Linked DNA regions of Homo sapiens: region 1 is linked to region 2. Evidence: chromatin loops called from intact Hi-C (ENCODE). Cell type or tissue: endothelial cell of umbilical vein. All regions are shown on one strand. Region 1 overlaps LTBP1 (latent transforming growth factor beta binding protein 1). Region 2 overlaps LTBP1 (latent transforming growth factor beta binding protein 1).

Region 1 (8,000 bases), 190 kb before region 2:
ATGTTAAAAAGAAACATGTTTCTAATTGAAAGCATGATGAGAAGGCACACATGAAAGGGCCTGGGTGGTGAGCTCAGGCCAAGGCACAGCTTTGAAAGCCCAGCTCAGTCCTTGCTGTGGCCACTTCTGTTCTCTTGGGTGGATCCCATTCCCATTCCTGTGACATTCCAGAAATAACCATGGCTGAGCAGGGACCCAGGACAGCATCTCAGATATAGCAACAAAGTTTGCTCAGTTGGTCAGGAAACTCTGATAGTTAGAATTCTGAATTCTAGAAACACAGAGCTTTTGAACTAGAATTCTAGAAGCAGAGTGTGGGAACAGCCTTTATTCTCATATTGTGGAGACCATTTTAGAACAAATCGCTGCTGCCCTCCTCATAACCCCCAAACACACACAAGTGCAGAGGCCAGGGTTAAGTGGCTTACTCCAAGGTCACCTAGGGAGCTGGCTCCATTTTTTTTTTTCTTTTAGAGAATCCTTCCCAACTTTCTGAAAATTTGTCAGCTTGGTATTCTGACACCCAAGGGCCATTTTAGAAAAATCATTACTTGCTGTAACGAATAGGCATCATATTGTAGGAAGATGGGAAAATTATTTTGTCTCTTTTATAGAAAATCAATAGGTTTTGAGGCTTTTAGGTCTTGGTCTTTTGGATCTTCATAACTGAGTCTCCTGTTGTTCGTTTTGCTTGTCTATTTTGTAATTGCTTTGTGGACTGAAGCTTGTTTTGAACTTTATGGGAGACTTGATAGTGTGATCTGCCTCAGGACCAACAGTTTATGTAAAAGGTGAGCTGACAGCAACAGGGCAGCATAGTAAATGTATTTGAACAAATAAAGAAGGGACTGAAGGAATCATGGCCATAAGCTTATGACATTACATAATAAAACTTAAGTCAGTAGCATGTACACTTCTTTTTTTTTTTTTTTTTTTTTTTTTTGAGACCAAGTTTCCCTCTGTCATCCAGGCTGCAATGTGTGGCACCATCTCGGCTCACTGTAACCTCTGTCCTCTGGGTTCAAGTGATTCTCCTACCTCAGCCTTCCGAGAACTGGGATTACAGGCCCCTGCCACCACACTCGGCTAGTTTTTGTATTTTTAGTAGAGATGAGGTTTCACTATTTTGACCAGGCTGGTCTCGAACTCCTGACCTCAAGTGATCCACCGGGCTCCGTCTCCCAAAGTGCTAGGATTACAGGCGTGAGCCACTGTGCCCAGCCAGTAGCATCTAAACTTCTAAGGGACCTTGCCTATCATAAAACCTACTTACTCTACCAATGACCCACAGCCCTGATAACTTCTCTTTTTAAATTTTTAATTTTGAGATTGGGTTACATTCTGTTGCTTAGGCTGGAGTGTAGTGCTGTGATCACGGTCACTGCAGCCTCGACCTCCTGAGCTCAAGAGCCTCCTGAGTAGCTGGGACTACAGGTGCGTGCCACCATGCCCAGCTAATTAAATTTTTTTTTTTTTTTTTTTGGTAGAGACAGGGTCTTACTACGTTGCTGAGGCTAATCTCAAACTCCTGGGCTCAAGCGATCCTCCCACCATGACCTCCTAAAGTGATGGGCTTACAGGCGTGAGCCACTGTGCCTGGACTGATAACTTTAAAACTCTGTTTGGTCAGGAGTGTGGTGATTCAGAGTACATACATCCTTGCAAATAGGAGATGAAGAAGTTGTTTCTTTTTGGTTGCCTTTCATTATTAAATTCGGAATGGTGCCTAGCACACTGGATTTTTATACAAACTAGCAGGTGTGTTTTGGGCGACTCTCAACCTTTCTGCCCTTGGTTTTCTCGTTTTCTCGTATGTCAAAGAGTAGATTGGACTAAATTTCTGACACAGTCTCTCGAAGATCTGATAGCCTATACAACATGAGGTCTATAGGAGAGCACTTTTTGGGGTTGGGGATTGGACTGAACTTTTGTTTTTTGCCAAGTCTTGGCAAAAAATTTAGGCTTAAAAAATTTTAAATTAAATTTTAAGTTAAGCGTATATTTAAATTTAAGCCACAGAACATAACTTTAAAATAATGGCAGAGCATTTTCTTACGATTTTTCCTGGATTTTCTGATGCATTTCTGGGAGGCAGATGCAGTAAAATGGTTAAGAATGATAGCTTTGGAGCTGGCTCACTTGGTTTCAAATCCGAGCTCTTCTACTGAGTAATAATTATATAATGTTTAACAAATCACTTAATCTCTGTTTCTGTTTTTTCATCTGTAAAGTGGGCACAATAAAATATCTACAAAACACGTTGCTGGGGGATTACATTTGTTTATATATTTTAGAACAGTGCCTGTCACATAGGAAGCCATTAATATTAGCTCTCTTCCCCCTCCTCCGCCCAACTGCCCCACCTTCCTCCTTATGAGTATTTGTGTGGTTTTTTATTGGAGAACAAACAACCTGATGCTACTGTTAACCCTTTGGAAAAATTAGGAAGTCTACAATGTTGTTCTTCAAAGCTGTGCCTTCTGTTTTCTTTCTGCAGCTAGCTGTGTTCCGCCATGTCAGAATGGAGGGATGTGTCTCCGGCCACAACTCTGTGTGTGTAAACCAGGGACCAAGGGCAAAGCCTGTGAAACAATAGCTGCCCAGGACACCTCGTCACCAGTCTTTGGAGGGCAGAGTCCTGGGGCTGCTTCCTCGTGGGGCCCTCCTGAGCAAGCAGCAAAGCATACTTCATCTAAGAAGGCAGACACTCTACCAAGAGTCAGCCCTGTGGCCCAGATGACCTTAACCCTCAAGCCGAAGCCTTCAGTGGGACTCCCCCAGCAGATACATTCTCAGTGAGTGTTTCGAACTTTCATTTAGCTAAGGATCATCTTAATTACTCTCTTGGATGCCTTGCTTTAAATCACTGTCCCTTTCCTGCACAATTTGCAGAAATCACTTGGATAATAATGTTTTTCTTTCCTTTCTTAAGGCTTTACACGTTAGGCTTTACACATGGAATCTCTTAAAAATATTTGGTGTGTGTATTTAGCCTCTGCAGGAAATTTTACCATAAGTACAACCCATGGCAACCATGAGGATTATAGGGATCAAGACTGGAAGGGAATGATAAAAATAGTTATTTTTGATAAAGTTGTTAGTTTAAAAATTCTGTTTTTGAGGGGGGAGCTGCTTTATAGAGTTTTGAAATAATAATTTAAAAAAAGAAACAGTGTTATTTTTAAAGTTATCTGGAAAAGGTAAGAACTCAGCTTGCACAGAGAAACTACTCAAATGAAAGGGAGTCCTTGCAAAGAGAGAATTTCTCAACCTCAGTAGCAGGTTAAGTGTACCTTCTGTTAACACCATGTTTATCTCCCAGTTGCCGTGTGGGTCCATTTTTGGTGAATGAGCTTGTTTTCTATTTATGGGAACAAGGTTTTTTTTTTCTTAGTGTTAGGAAGTAAGTGCTATTCTGAACAAAATGAGAACTCAGAGAAGAAAGATTACCCCGTTCTCTGAGTTGCATTACAAGCAGCCACTCAGCTGCACCGGGTCCTTAAACAAATTGTCTCCTCTTAATGAGCTATTCTGTATGGATAATAAGATGCAGAATGTACTGCAACTATCACTTGTCATTTGTCTAGGAAGGTAAAATACAGGAAGTTCCCAACTTAAAAATGGGCTTGACGTAGCAGTTCATTTGTAAGTCACTTGCTTGGAATTTAGAATGCTTCTTCCCTCTGCAGAGACAGCTTCCATATGGTGATTAGTATCCAGTCAGCCCACAGAAGTTATTCAGTCTGTTGCTATAGATGAAATTATCCTTATTTTTACTTCCCCTTCGAATAGACCACCTACTGTTTCTTCTGAGTGTGGTCTTTTTCTTTTCTCCTATTCCCTCCTCAATCCTCTTTTTTTTTTTTTTTTCTGTTTTTCTTCATTATTCTCTAATTTCTTCTTGTCTCATAATACTTCAGTTCTATTGTGGTAGCTAGATTTAGGGACTAGTTTGAAATGCTACTTTGCTGTTGGAAAACACATTCTGCAGCCCTCAACAAGAAGCAAAGGTAAGATAGGTATAGCTAATACTTAGTAAGGGCTTACTATGTGCCAGGTACTCTTTTAAACACTTATTGTGTATTGTTCACTTACAGCTCACAAGGATCCTGTAAGGAAGGTAACATTATTAAACCCATTTTACAGATGAGAAGACTGAGGTACAGAGTGGTTAAATAGTTTGTTCAAGGTCCCACAGTTACTAAGTGACAGTATTACAATTTAAACAGAGGCAGTCACGTTTCAGCATCCATGCCCTGAAGGAAGGAGTTGGCAAAAATTTTCTGTAAAGGGACAGATAGTAAATATTTTTAGCTTTGTGGGACATACGGTTTCTGTTGCATCTACTCAGTTCTGCCATGGTAGCACAAAAGCAGCCATAGACAGTGTATGAATTAATGAGTGTGACTGTGTTCTAATAAAACTTTATGGACATTGAAATTTGAATTTCATATAAATTTCACAGGTCATGAAGTATTATTCTTTTTTAAATTTTTTTCTCAACCATTAAAAAACATAAAAGTTATCCTTAACTTCTGGGCCATAGGAAAGCAGGCTGTGGGCTGGATTTGGCCCATGAACTGTAGTTTGCTAACTTTTTCTCTAAAGGATAGTAGTGCTTTTTTTGTGTGTGCCAGAACATGAATATAACTGTGTGTCCTTGGAACGGTATAAAGCTTTGATTATATCATAGCTAGACATCTCCCTTCCAACATTGTTTTGGATATTAAAAACAAAAAACAATTCTGTGTTGAACTATGCTTTGGCGATCAAGAGTCAGATTACTGTGAATTGCAATTAGTTTTTTCTAGCATTATGACTTACATAAACTGTAAAGTAATTTACAAGCAACATTATTCATCTTCAATATCACCATCCACTGTTAGAATTTGACCCTCTATGATGTATATATATGGATTGTTAGTAAGAACCGTATGTCGGATGTCAGATAAAGGAACAGTCTATTTTTTTTCCTTCCTTTTGGTAGCCGCGGTGTACTTTAGACAAGAATGTTGTGAGTCAAAGAGGAGGCTAAGGTTTCAGCTCTGACTCAGCTTTGGTAAAATAAAGTCATTAGGCAGTTTGCTTTGGAGACTTCATCTGCTGAATGAAGATGCTTTTTTATGGTAGCATTGTTATAGGCATGTATATATGGGTGTGCCTACTGGTGCACTTTTAAGTAAAGAGAAGAGATGAGAAGAGATGGCCTTGGGTGCCATCAATCCTGATATTAATAAACTATATAGTTTGCCCCATTATCTAGTCCCTGCAGAGAAGATTAAGATGTACAAGATCCAGTCCTGCTCTTAAGGAGATTTTGAAATGACAAATGAGCTATACAAAGGAAACTATACAAAGCTATAGAATTAGCCCTTTGATTAATTTAGGTTATGACATAATCACAGTGAGTCATGTTTAATCAAATGGCCAAGGAATCACATGTGATAGGCCCACTTTGGCTACTTTTGAGAAATGTTACAATCCTTAAGTTATCTTTCAGATTGCCTATTTTAGGATATTTCAGGTTTTGTGTTTAACCAGTAAAGGAGGAGATTGATTAAGCCTCCTTAAAGTATTCAACTATATACATAAATATGTCTAACATGCCAAAATGTTTAGTGTTACGTTCATTGTGTGTCACATGAAGTGCTATCATCTTGATCACTTATTCAACAAGTTTTTATGGAGCATATTTTATGTATGAGGGCACAGTTCAGGGAGCTAAGGATAGATAACACTAGGCAACTACATAAAATGTCTGCTTTCTTGGAACTTACAGTTTAGAGAGGGAGAGACAGTTGATAAATGACATAATTAAAATACACATTAGATATTCATAAGTGCTGTGGAGAAAATAAAACTGCATTAGCAGATAGGACATGCTGGGTTGGTGTGTGGTGGGGAAGAGTGAGGGGTGTGGCAGTTTTAAATAGGCTGCCAGGGAAGACCCTACTGAGAGGCATTTAAGCAAAGGCCTGCGATAAGTGCATGAACCCTGCAGATATGTAGGGGTGAGGCAGAGGCTTTGAGGCAGGAGTGTGCCTGAGATGTTTGAGGAACAGCTAGTTTGGTAAAATTGTAGTGTTAAAAGCACATATTTTAGGCAGGTGGGGATTAGATGAATTGGTTTTACCTTTGGCTGAATTGGTTTTAGGCAACTTGATTTAGAACCAAATACAAATAAAGTTCCTTAGGAAATCAAAGGAAAGAGCAGTTGTTTCCAGATTTTGGAGTGTTAGTGCAGTGGAGTCCAGGGATGGCTCCTTAGAGAAGGTGTCTGTGAAAAGATGGTTGGATTCAGATACATACAACTGGAGGAGAAGGGTGTATCCAGGGGAGGCAATGATGTGAGGCTAGGTAGCCTGGCATATTAGTTTTCTTTGGCTGTGTAACAAATCACCCCAAAACTTAGCAACCTAAAATAACATGCATTTATTGACTGACAGTCTGTGTCAGGAATCCAGGGGCTGCAGCCAAGCAGTCAGCAGGGGTGGCAGTCATCTGAAGGCTCGACTGGGGCTGGGGAATCCACTGCCAAGATGGCTCACTTTCATGGCTGTTGGCAGGAGGCCTTAGCCCTGGCACTGGCTGTTGGCAGAAAGCTTCACTTCCTCTCTATGTGGACCTCTCTGTAGAGCAGCCTGAGTGTCCTCACAATGTGGCCATAAGCTTCTCCCAGAGTGAGTGATCCTAGATTAGGGAGAGCGAGGAGAAGGCCACAGTGCCTTTATGGTCTTGGTCTTAAGGATGCCACACCCTCACGCTTACCTTATTGTACTGATTAGTAGTGAGTTGCTAAGTCTAGTCCTCACTCAGAGGGGGTAGAAGTATGCTGCACTGCTTAAATGGAGAAATATCAAAGAATTCGTGGACATATTTAAAAATAACCATATTTAGGATATGATTTAATTAGAACTTGATAAATATGAAGATTAACGGTAATATAAGGTAATATAAAGCTCTAAAGGTTGCTTGAAAACCAAGCTACTGACTAAGATTTCAACAAAACAATTCCAAAAAGACACAAAATAGAGAAAAAAGTAATGGAAGGACGCCTCGTAGCTTAAACAAGGCTTAAGAAACACATTAACCAATCACAGTATTTTGATTATGTTTCTATCCTGTTTCAAACAAACTGCTAATAAAAGAAAAAGATAACAATGACGATTTATAGAACAATCATGAACATGCTAACATTGGTAATTTGATGATATAAATGAATGATTGTTGATTTTGGGAGCTGTGATGATGGCATTGTAGTTATGTTCATAAGGAGGAGAATCATGTTAAAGTATTTACAGATGAAATGATATGATATATGAGATTTTATTCAGAATAATCCAGTGGGTTGAGGTATAGAGGTAATAAGATTGGCTTGAGGTGGTAATTATTGAAGCTTGATGATGGGTACATAGGGGTTTCTTACAAAATTCTTTTTATATTTTTGAAATTTTCTGTAATAAAGAGTAATAAAAAGATGAAGTTTCTTATAGTCCTGAGTGTGGTCCTGAGTCTTCAAAAACCTAATGCTATGATATCTCCAAGGATGGAAGAACTTCTGGGATATTCCTTGAAGTATGCCACCTCCTAATTGACAATAGTAACAATAAAACGTAAGCTCATTCTCTTTATTTGTAGTAAAGGAAAAAAAATCCCATTATAAAGCTATGCCAATAGTTAAACACTTTGGGGAAAGAGTTCAAGCTTGTTGCAGTACTGATAGTTATTACTGGGACCTTGTCTGAACTTATTAAAGGATCCAAGGAATTGGTCAGTAGTCAAACGGATGATTTCCTTAAACGATCTCTCAGACTGTAGGAGGGGACCTTGCTCAATATTGAACCCCCACCTCAACCCCACCAACTCTCTCCCAGGTTTCTCTTGTGTGCTTTCCTGTACTTAACATTGTCATGACACAACACAGTCTTTGATCTCTTTGTCCACAGAGGTACACAGAAAGGCTCCAATCAATGTTTGCTTAATATATATATATTTAGAGT
Region 2 (8,000 bases):
TTTATTTCATGTTTTCCCTCAGTGCAGTCTCTACAAGTATTTTTTGAAACCTGTATCACTTTAACGTTTTGGGTTCTCTCCTTTGGCTCTAAAAGATGTTCTCTACTGAAACTTAAAATATTTTATACTTTATTATATAATAGTCCTTCATAGCATAATAAAATGAGTTATATACATGTAATGAAGACAATTAATAAGAGTATTTCAGTTTATCATTTTTTAGTGTTTTAAATAGTAAGATTAAGTAGTAGGTTCCTGACATGTGGCTATCTTTATGGAGTGGCCCTTTTAATAGTTAAATATCTGAAGACTTTTAATAAATGTGTCCTGAGAGTTTATCAAATGGCTAGTACTTTAATGCTGGTTATAGGTTTTACCCACACCAGGCACCAGTTGAGGAGGATGATTGGGGCCTGGAGTCCAGCCCATGCTCTGCTCATCCAACTCCATGTCCTGATGCAGGTCACATCCTACAGCTGCCCTTTTCTAATCCCCACACAGGGGTTGATGGAGTCCCAGTATCTGGGATTGGACAAGCATCATTTAATCTCACAATCCTTTGGGGTTGGGATTACTGGCTCAGAGAGGTTGGATGATTTGCTGAACTTCTCACTGCTAGTAAGAAGTTTCTGGGATTTCAATCCAAGTCTAATGACTCCAGTCCAGCACTCTTTTCTTACCACCACTGCTGGATCCTCCTTCCCCAGGACTCTGCACAGTGCAGCAAACACTCTTGGAATGAGGGTACGTTGTAGGCACTATAGGTACCAGCGATTTTAATACGTGAAAATTAAATCTTATAAAACCTTATGAAACCATATTCCACCATCTATCACAATCTCTTCAAATCATCATTCAGCCTCTGAAGCAACTCCAGTGGGGAGTTTTTAATTGACAAAAATTGTAATCCTTGGTTACCAGATAAGTTTTGAACTATCTTTCCTCTCACATTGATAGGCAGATGTAAAAGTGTCTATGATCACAGCCCAACTTTGAATATCAGGGAAGTGCTACAGTATTACCTCAAAAATGAGATTAAAGTCTGAAGATATGTGTTCCCAGTCAGGCCAAGATTTAGATACATACATTACCCTGCAATCTGTAATTTTTGATGACTAGCTTCAAAATTAAAGGTTTTTTTCACTATTGCTTATAATAATTTTGTGTTGTAAATGTAGTAACATGGATATTTGTGGAATAATTGTAATGATTCTTGAACAGCCTTACCTTCTGCATCACAGTGTTCATACAGATGTGCACATAGGAAGGGTTGAAAAGTTATTTTCATGCACTCAGTGTTCCAGGAATCATGACCAGTGCACTGCTGAATCAAGGCTGGGAGTAGCTTTGTTTGTTTTTCTTCCTTTTGCCTTATTTGTATAAGTGCTGTAGTTAGAGGCCCAGGCAGCATGAGCAACTCTAGAGATGTGGAAATGAGGGAGGAGGAGATAAGACAAAAGGAGGTGGTTAGGAGGCCGTCTGCCTAGACGCAGTCCTATTATAGATGTGAGAGCAGCAGAAACACTTGAGTTTTGCTGTGGTGTGTAGTAACTTGTATTTCCTAGATGGGATAATGTAACCTATCAGTATGTAGTGACCACAGAACCTTAGACCTTGCAGAAATCGTAAAGGTCATCTGCTTCATATCCTGGGCATCCCTGAGAGATGGGTTTCCATGGTCAGCTCCTAGTGAAGTCAGCATCTTCCACTGTTAAGGAGCATTAACTGTTGAAAAGATCTTCTGCTTAATGAGGTTGAATCCACTCTTTCTATGATTTGTAGCCTTTAGTCCTGCCAATACAAGTTAAGCATCCCAAATCCAACAATCTGAAATCCAAAATGCTCCAGAATCCAAAATGTTTTGAGTACCAACATAACACTCCAAGGAAATGCTCGTTGGAACAATTTAGATTTTGTACTTTTGGATTTGGGATGCTCAACTGGTATTTTCAAATATTCTAAAATCTGAAAATAACTAACATCTAAAATACTTCTAGTCCCAAGCGTTTTAGATCAGAGATCCTCAACCTGGACCTTCATCGTGCAACAGGCTTCCTCTTGCTCAGGGTATCTGAACACTGCCATCATGTCTGCACGTAGTCTCACCGTTCCGCCTTTCCTCAGTTGATCCTTACAGGACCTGGTTGCCAGAACTTTCATTTCTCTGCTTGCACTGCTTCATCTAGGTCATGCATGGGCTGAATCCTGGGACAGCTGTGTAGGGTTGTAGTGTCCCTTAATCTGCAGCCCAAGGTTGTGTGAGCTTTTTGAGGCACTGTAGCTTGTTTGACCCAATAGGATTTTTGTTTTGGATTTGATTTAGCTAAATATTGGGTTGTAAATTTAGCACATTTCTCCAGGATTACTTATTCGTAAGACACATCCTGAAATGATAAGGCTTTCCATGTTAATGTAGTGAATAATTCACAAAGGAGGAATTCCATTTGTGTTTTTAACTTGTAAAACATCACCTCAATCTGTGCGTAAAAATATAGTTAGCGTGAGCCTATATCTGTGTGATTACATCTCACCAGAAAGCAGAACCTAACAGTCATAGACAAGGATTTTCTGAATGCTGATCTCATCCTATTCCATGTGATTCTCTTCAGTGTGGCCTTTTGGTGTGGGAGAGAGAAGATCTTTCCTCTACCTTCTTTTCCTGTAGGCATTTCCTACATCCAGGTGAGACCCTATGGTGTTCAGTGGTCTCTTGGGTGAGAGCCCTGAGTATGGCCACAGAGATCTCTCAGATGGAGTTTCTGGCTGCACATCGAAGCCTCTTCATAGTTAAATAACTGAAGGGCATATGTAGAACTTTGAGTCTTGTTATAACTGTGACTTCATCTCTTGTAGCTTATTCTTATACTGTGCAGACCCAGTTTCAAGACACACACAGTGTTGTGGTACCACCTACACTACCATTTATTTAAACAATTTGGATGGCTTATGCTGCTCTTGGCTGTGGACCTGCAAAAACAAAGCCATGGGATAAAGCGGCCTGAATCATGTAATGAAAACCTTGTACCTTTCTGGAGGCCCTGTTGAGAAAAAATGATTTATTTTTGCCCTACCAAATAAAACATTCTAGGAATCCAAGGTGAAAATTGGATTTTAACTGCTACTAACATTTTAAGCATATAAAATCAGCAAGTGTTGAGTGTTTCGCTTGATTAGGAGATGAACCTAAAGAGTCCAGTACAAGAATGATCTGCATATGATGTGAACTGGTGTCTTACATAAATTTTATAAAACTGGAAATAAACCCTAAGCATGCTTTGGCAGCCAGGTTGCAACGGTGGGGACCTCTGTGTTTTTACAGAATCATTTTGTTCCCAGTCTTAGGCCTGGGTCATTGTTCGCCTTTCCTCCCTTCAGTCCTTCATATTTCAGGGTTACACGTTTTGTGATTAAGCTCAAGGAGTATGGAAACTACCTGATTCCAGCCCCAAATATGTGCCTGTCTTCTCTAAGGTTCCCGTTTGTTCTCACGTTGGATCTGTCTCTCCCTCTTCTTCTCCCCACTCTGCGTGTACGTGCCTGTGCATGTTTGTTTCGTCATCTCTGTGACTACCTACCCACCTACCACTTTATCACTCTTTTTTTGGTCCAGTCTTCCCCCGTGTCTGAGACTGTTCATCTGTGGCCCTGCCGCTGTTCCAACCTCGGGGACTTTCCCTCACTGCACGTGGTTAAACACTTTGCTGAGAGCCCTGTCTTCAAACAGACTTCCCCAGGTCATTGTGTTGGTATCTGGCACACAACGTCACTCATTGTTTATCCAGTTGTGTTGTTTTATAAGAGAGTTTCTTTATCTCAAGGAATGCGTGTCACGTGTCTGCAGGAGTTACTGCCCCGGTTTCAAGAGATGTGATGGTCTTGGGCTTTACTGACTTACACTAGGGCTTTTTTCAGTGCCTTCCCCAGAATTACGTGTTTTTTCAAGTTCATCTAAAAAAAAAAAAAGCAATTGTTTTGGTATGCCTAGTTTTGCTTAACTCAGAATGTCTTTAACACCTGCTTTTATATTAGGGAAGTTCATTTTGTCTCGTAGGGTCGTTTCTTATGGAGTCTGGTACTTTCGAGAGGGCAATTAGACTAACCTGTTTGATTGACAGGACCGTTTACAATCTACTCCACTCACACGCCTTCTACTCCCTGGGGAATCCGACAAACATTTGGGGCCTCAAATGGGACATCTGGAGTAGGGAGCTTTTATCTATAATAATAATAATAATGATAATGGTAATGATAGCTGACACATGTAAGTGCTCAGCTATAATGTTCAGCATTGCACATGCCTTTTTTCTTTCATGTTTCATGACCCTAGGAGAAAGATACTATTATGCACTCTACGTTATGGGTAGGAAAATGTCTAAGATAATGCGTGTAAGAAGTCCTACAGTCAGAATTCATTCTCAGGCCTCTCTAACTCCTGAGTCACATTTTTAATCACTATCATATACTGCTGTTGGAGAGCACACAGCATCCTGTTGAAATCATTAAAAATAATAAAACCTTAGAACATCAAAGCTATGATGTAACTAAAACTTAGCTGAGCCTTCTGTGGTTTGGTCTTGTTTTACAATTTGGATATGTAGTTACTTAGCGCCTCAGTCAGAATGTTGCATGCTTGGACCTGGCAGAAAAGAAACGCTGCCCCTGGAGGCCTGCCAGGTGACTGGTGTCTACTACTTGCTGTCCTTCTGAGGGCCACCACCTGCCTGGACCTTCTGTCACCACACTCTGCTCACTAGCCTGGGGTATGGATGCTAAACTTCCATTGGTTTTCTTTTGTTTTTTGTTTTTTTTTTTTGAGATAGAGTCTCGCTCTGTCGCCAGGCTGGAGTGCAGTGGTGAATCTGGGCTCACTGCAATCTCTGCCTCCTGGGTTCAAGCGATCCCCCTGCCTCAGCCTCCTGAGTAGCTGGGACTAGAGGCACGCACCACCACGCTGGCTAATTTTTTGTATTTTAGTAGAGACAGGGTTTCACCATGTTGGCCAGAATGGTCTCGATCTCCTGACCTCGTGATCTGCCTGCCTCGGCCTCCCAAAGTGCTGGGATTACAGGTGTGAGCCACCATGCCTGGCCCCTCCATTGGTTTTCACATAGCCATTGCTTGCCTGGATGGCCTACAACTAGCTTGTTCCTTAGTTCCCTAGGTTGTTTGTTCCTTTCTTCATGCAGCGTTTCCTGAGCATTTGCAACGTGTACTGTGTACTGGAATATAAACATAAGATACATACGCATTTAACAAAAATGCATCTCAGAGGCAGTAGACTGTATAGACAGTGCTGTGGGGTAAAAAGGAGGGAGGAACTCATTGGAATTAAGGAGATAGGGGAGGTTTCATAGTGATGGTTCTTCAGAGCTATTAATACATCTCATGGGTTGAATAAAGTTTATTCTGGGAAAGAAAAAAGGGGAGGGTGTTCCAGCCAGACATGCTCCTTTTGGAAGGACGTGATTTGTTCAGAAAATAAAGAGCCCTTTGGTATGTCTGCAGGATAGAGGTGGATGGGGACAAGAGATTGCCTTAGGTGGGAATAGGAAGGACCTTATAGATCATTCTAGAGTGTGCCATTTTCAGACAATGGAGAGTCAGTGAAAGTTTTTAATCGGTAATGTGACCAGATTTGTCTTTGGAAAGACAACTCTGGAAACTGTTGGGAGGATTTTTGTAGAGGCTGAGGCAGAGAAAGGCAGAATAACCCCTTGGATGCTCTGTGTTTGCACAGGAGACAAAAATGTGGGGTGTGTTAGCCTGCATAGCAGGGGTGGAGAGTCAGCTGGTCCTCCCCTCAGGCTGGCCTTTGGATGGGTCCACAGAGCAGGATCTGTTTTCTTAGGCACTTCCTCACCCCATTGAGGTGGTCTAACTTCAGGCCCCTGCCTCTCAGCTTTTTCTCACTTCCTGTGGTTGACCAGGAGTCTTACCTGGTCTTAACACTGGACAACCAGTGTTGCACCAGTAGCCTCTAAGTCCTACTCTTCTGCCTGCTCAAGCTGGTCTCGCTTAAACATGCTGGCACCTTCCTAGCTTGGCTGACCTCCCTGGGTCAGAATACTTGGCTGCCTGGAGCCTTCGTCTCTGCTAGAGCTGATTTGGCCCAGCCAGTAATTGTTTCTTCTGTCCTGTCTGTGCCCAGGCCTTGGGGTTATAGGAAGACCAGAAGCCTCCTGTAGGTGGGACCTGTGCCATCTTCTCACATTTTACACACATGCCATACCCTTAAGAGTTATGTTCCCTGATGGTCCACACAAGAGATTTAAACAGACAGATACAACTAAAATCTAAAAAGCCTATATTGATCTTACACACTATGAGGCTCTTATTAAGAAAAAAAGGCATTGGAAATTTAAGTTTTATGAAGTACTCTGAGCAGTGACAGATTTTCTTAGACTAGAAAAACATCAAGGTGCTCCCATTTGGAAATGTACTTGTTCATTTTTGTGTTGTATTGATTTCTGTCCAGGTATTTTCTTTCCAAGTTTTATAGTTTTTTTCCTTTCTAATTGTGTCGATAACAAGGGAACTGGTTTATAGCGTGGCTGTGAGGGACAGCAGTGCTCTGGGGCTGGGCATCCTGCACTCAATTAACCTTCATATTTCACACCTAATCATTGCAGTGTGGCAAAGCGCTCCCTGGCCTTTCAAAGCAAGAGGACTGCTGTGGAACTGTGGGTACCTCCTGGGGCTTTAACAAATGCCAGAAATGCCCCAAGAAACCATGTAAGTAATGTTTCCTCACTCCTTTGCAGGTTAATGTAGCATATCTGTTTTTTATGATTACTCCTTTAATGATGAGGCAATATTAGACTTTCAAAGAACTCTCCTACTGAATTCTAGAATGTAGTACTATGATGTGCATTTCCAGAAAATTTGCAAGTCTGAAAAAGTTTTCATGTCAATTATTTTGTAATAAGCACAGTTATTAATTATCCTCTTTAGTTGGATTACTTATGGGGAAAAAAAGTCTTAAGTGGTAATGAGTTAAAATGGACTTTTTGTCTCAGGGGAAGAGAAAATAAGATCTCTTTTAAAATGGTAAATAAATGTTTCAAACCCTGTAAAAAGTACAGTTGTTATTTCCTAGGTTTAAATTCCTTAAATGAGATTTTTATTAATGTCCACAACTTATGTTGTAGTTTTTGTTATATTATCGGTTTTCAAATTTCATTAAAAGGAAAGCTAAAATGGAGAAATAATTGGTTGTTGATTTGTAAAAGAGAAATTTATAATCACTAGGACACAATTCTTTCCCATTTTTTCTGACACTGGTTTTATGCTGTCACAGACCTCAGCAACATTAATCTATATTAACACCCCCAGGCTTTGATTTGCTTTTATTGTTCAGAACATGTTGATTTGAATAAATCAGATTTACACCTTTTTAATACTCTATTCCTGACAATAATTTGTACCTTTAGTTTTTCAATGTAGTATTAACTCTGGATAACTGATTTCTAATAAATACTTTTTTTTCTTTTTGAGACGGAATTTCACTATTGTCGCCCAGGCTGGAGCACAGTGGGGCAACCTCGGCTCACTGCAGCCTCCGCCTCTTGGGTTCAAGTGATTCTCCTGCTTCAGCCTCCCGAGTAGCTAGGGTTACAGACATCTGCCAACATGCCCAGCTAATTTTTGTATTTTCAGTAGAGATGGGGTTTCACCATGTTGGCCAGGCTGGTCTCCAACTCCTAACCTCAGGTGATCTGCCTGCCTCTGCTTCCCAAAGTGCTGGGATTACAGGCGTGAGCCACTGCGCCTGGCCATAAATAGTTTTTAGAGACAGAGGTGACTGGGTTTAAGTTGAGCTTTCTGACCCTTATTCATCATGTTTTTGCCAAGAGAGCAAGTGATATTTTTGTCAGTCATCTTTCTTTGCCTCATATAACTGAAGTTTTTATAATTTTTTTATTCTTTGTACTGCAAGAAATTTCTCATTTGCTTTAAATGAATAATTTTTGTTTACTCCTCTTATCTGTTGATTTGATTGT

The links. Hi-C counts contacts between places; a loop is a spot of excess contacts. Peaks named below come from ENCODE experiments on the same cell type or tissue, not always from the same donor. Only the 100,000 strongest peaks of a DNase experiment are listed, where the experiment ranks them.
Region 1: a loop joins it to region 2, with 4 times the contacts of the local background. A loop is called at or near these places in 2 of 110 quality-filtered maps.

What each region holds. Positions count from the first base shown.
Region 1 is chr2:33,018,412-33,026,411 of GRCh38, forward strand. It overlaps LTBP1 (latent transforming growth factor beta binding protein 1), which reads left to right. Exons shown (of 34, transcript NM_206943.4): 3 at 2,498-2,795. Among named protein-coding and RNA genes, the nearest start is that of LTBP1, 75 kb to the left of the region's middle. In endothelial cell of umbilical vein, no CTCF peak of the experiment used is centred here; DNase peaks (open chromatin) are centred at 3,580 and 4,890; H3K27ac peaks cover 4,605 bases.
Region 2 is chr2:33,210,923-33,218,922 of GRCh38, forward strand. LTBP1 (latent transforming growth factor beta binding protein 1) reads left to right here. Exons shown (of 34, transcript NM_206943.4): 8 at 6,630-6,732. Among named protein-coding and RNA genes, the nearest start is that of MIR4430, 200 kb to the right of the region's middle. In endothelial cell of umbilical vein, no CTCF peak of the experiment used is centred here; DNase peaks (open chromatin) are centred at 1,409, 3,769, 4,489 and 6,079; H3K27ac peaks cover 4,842 bases.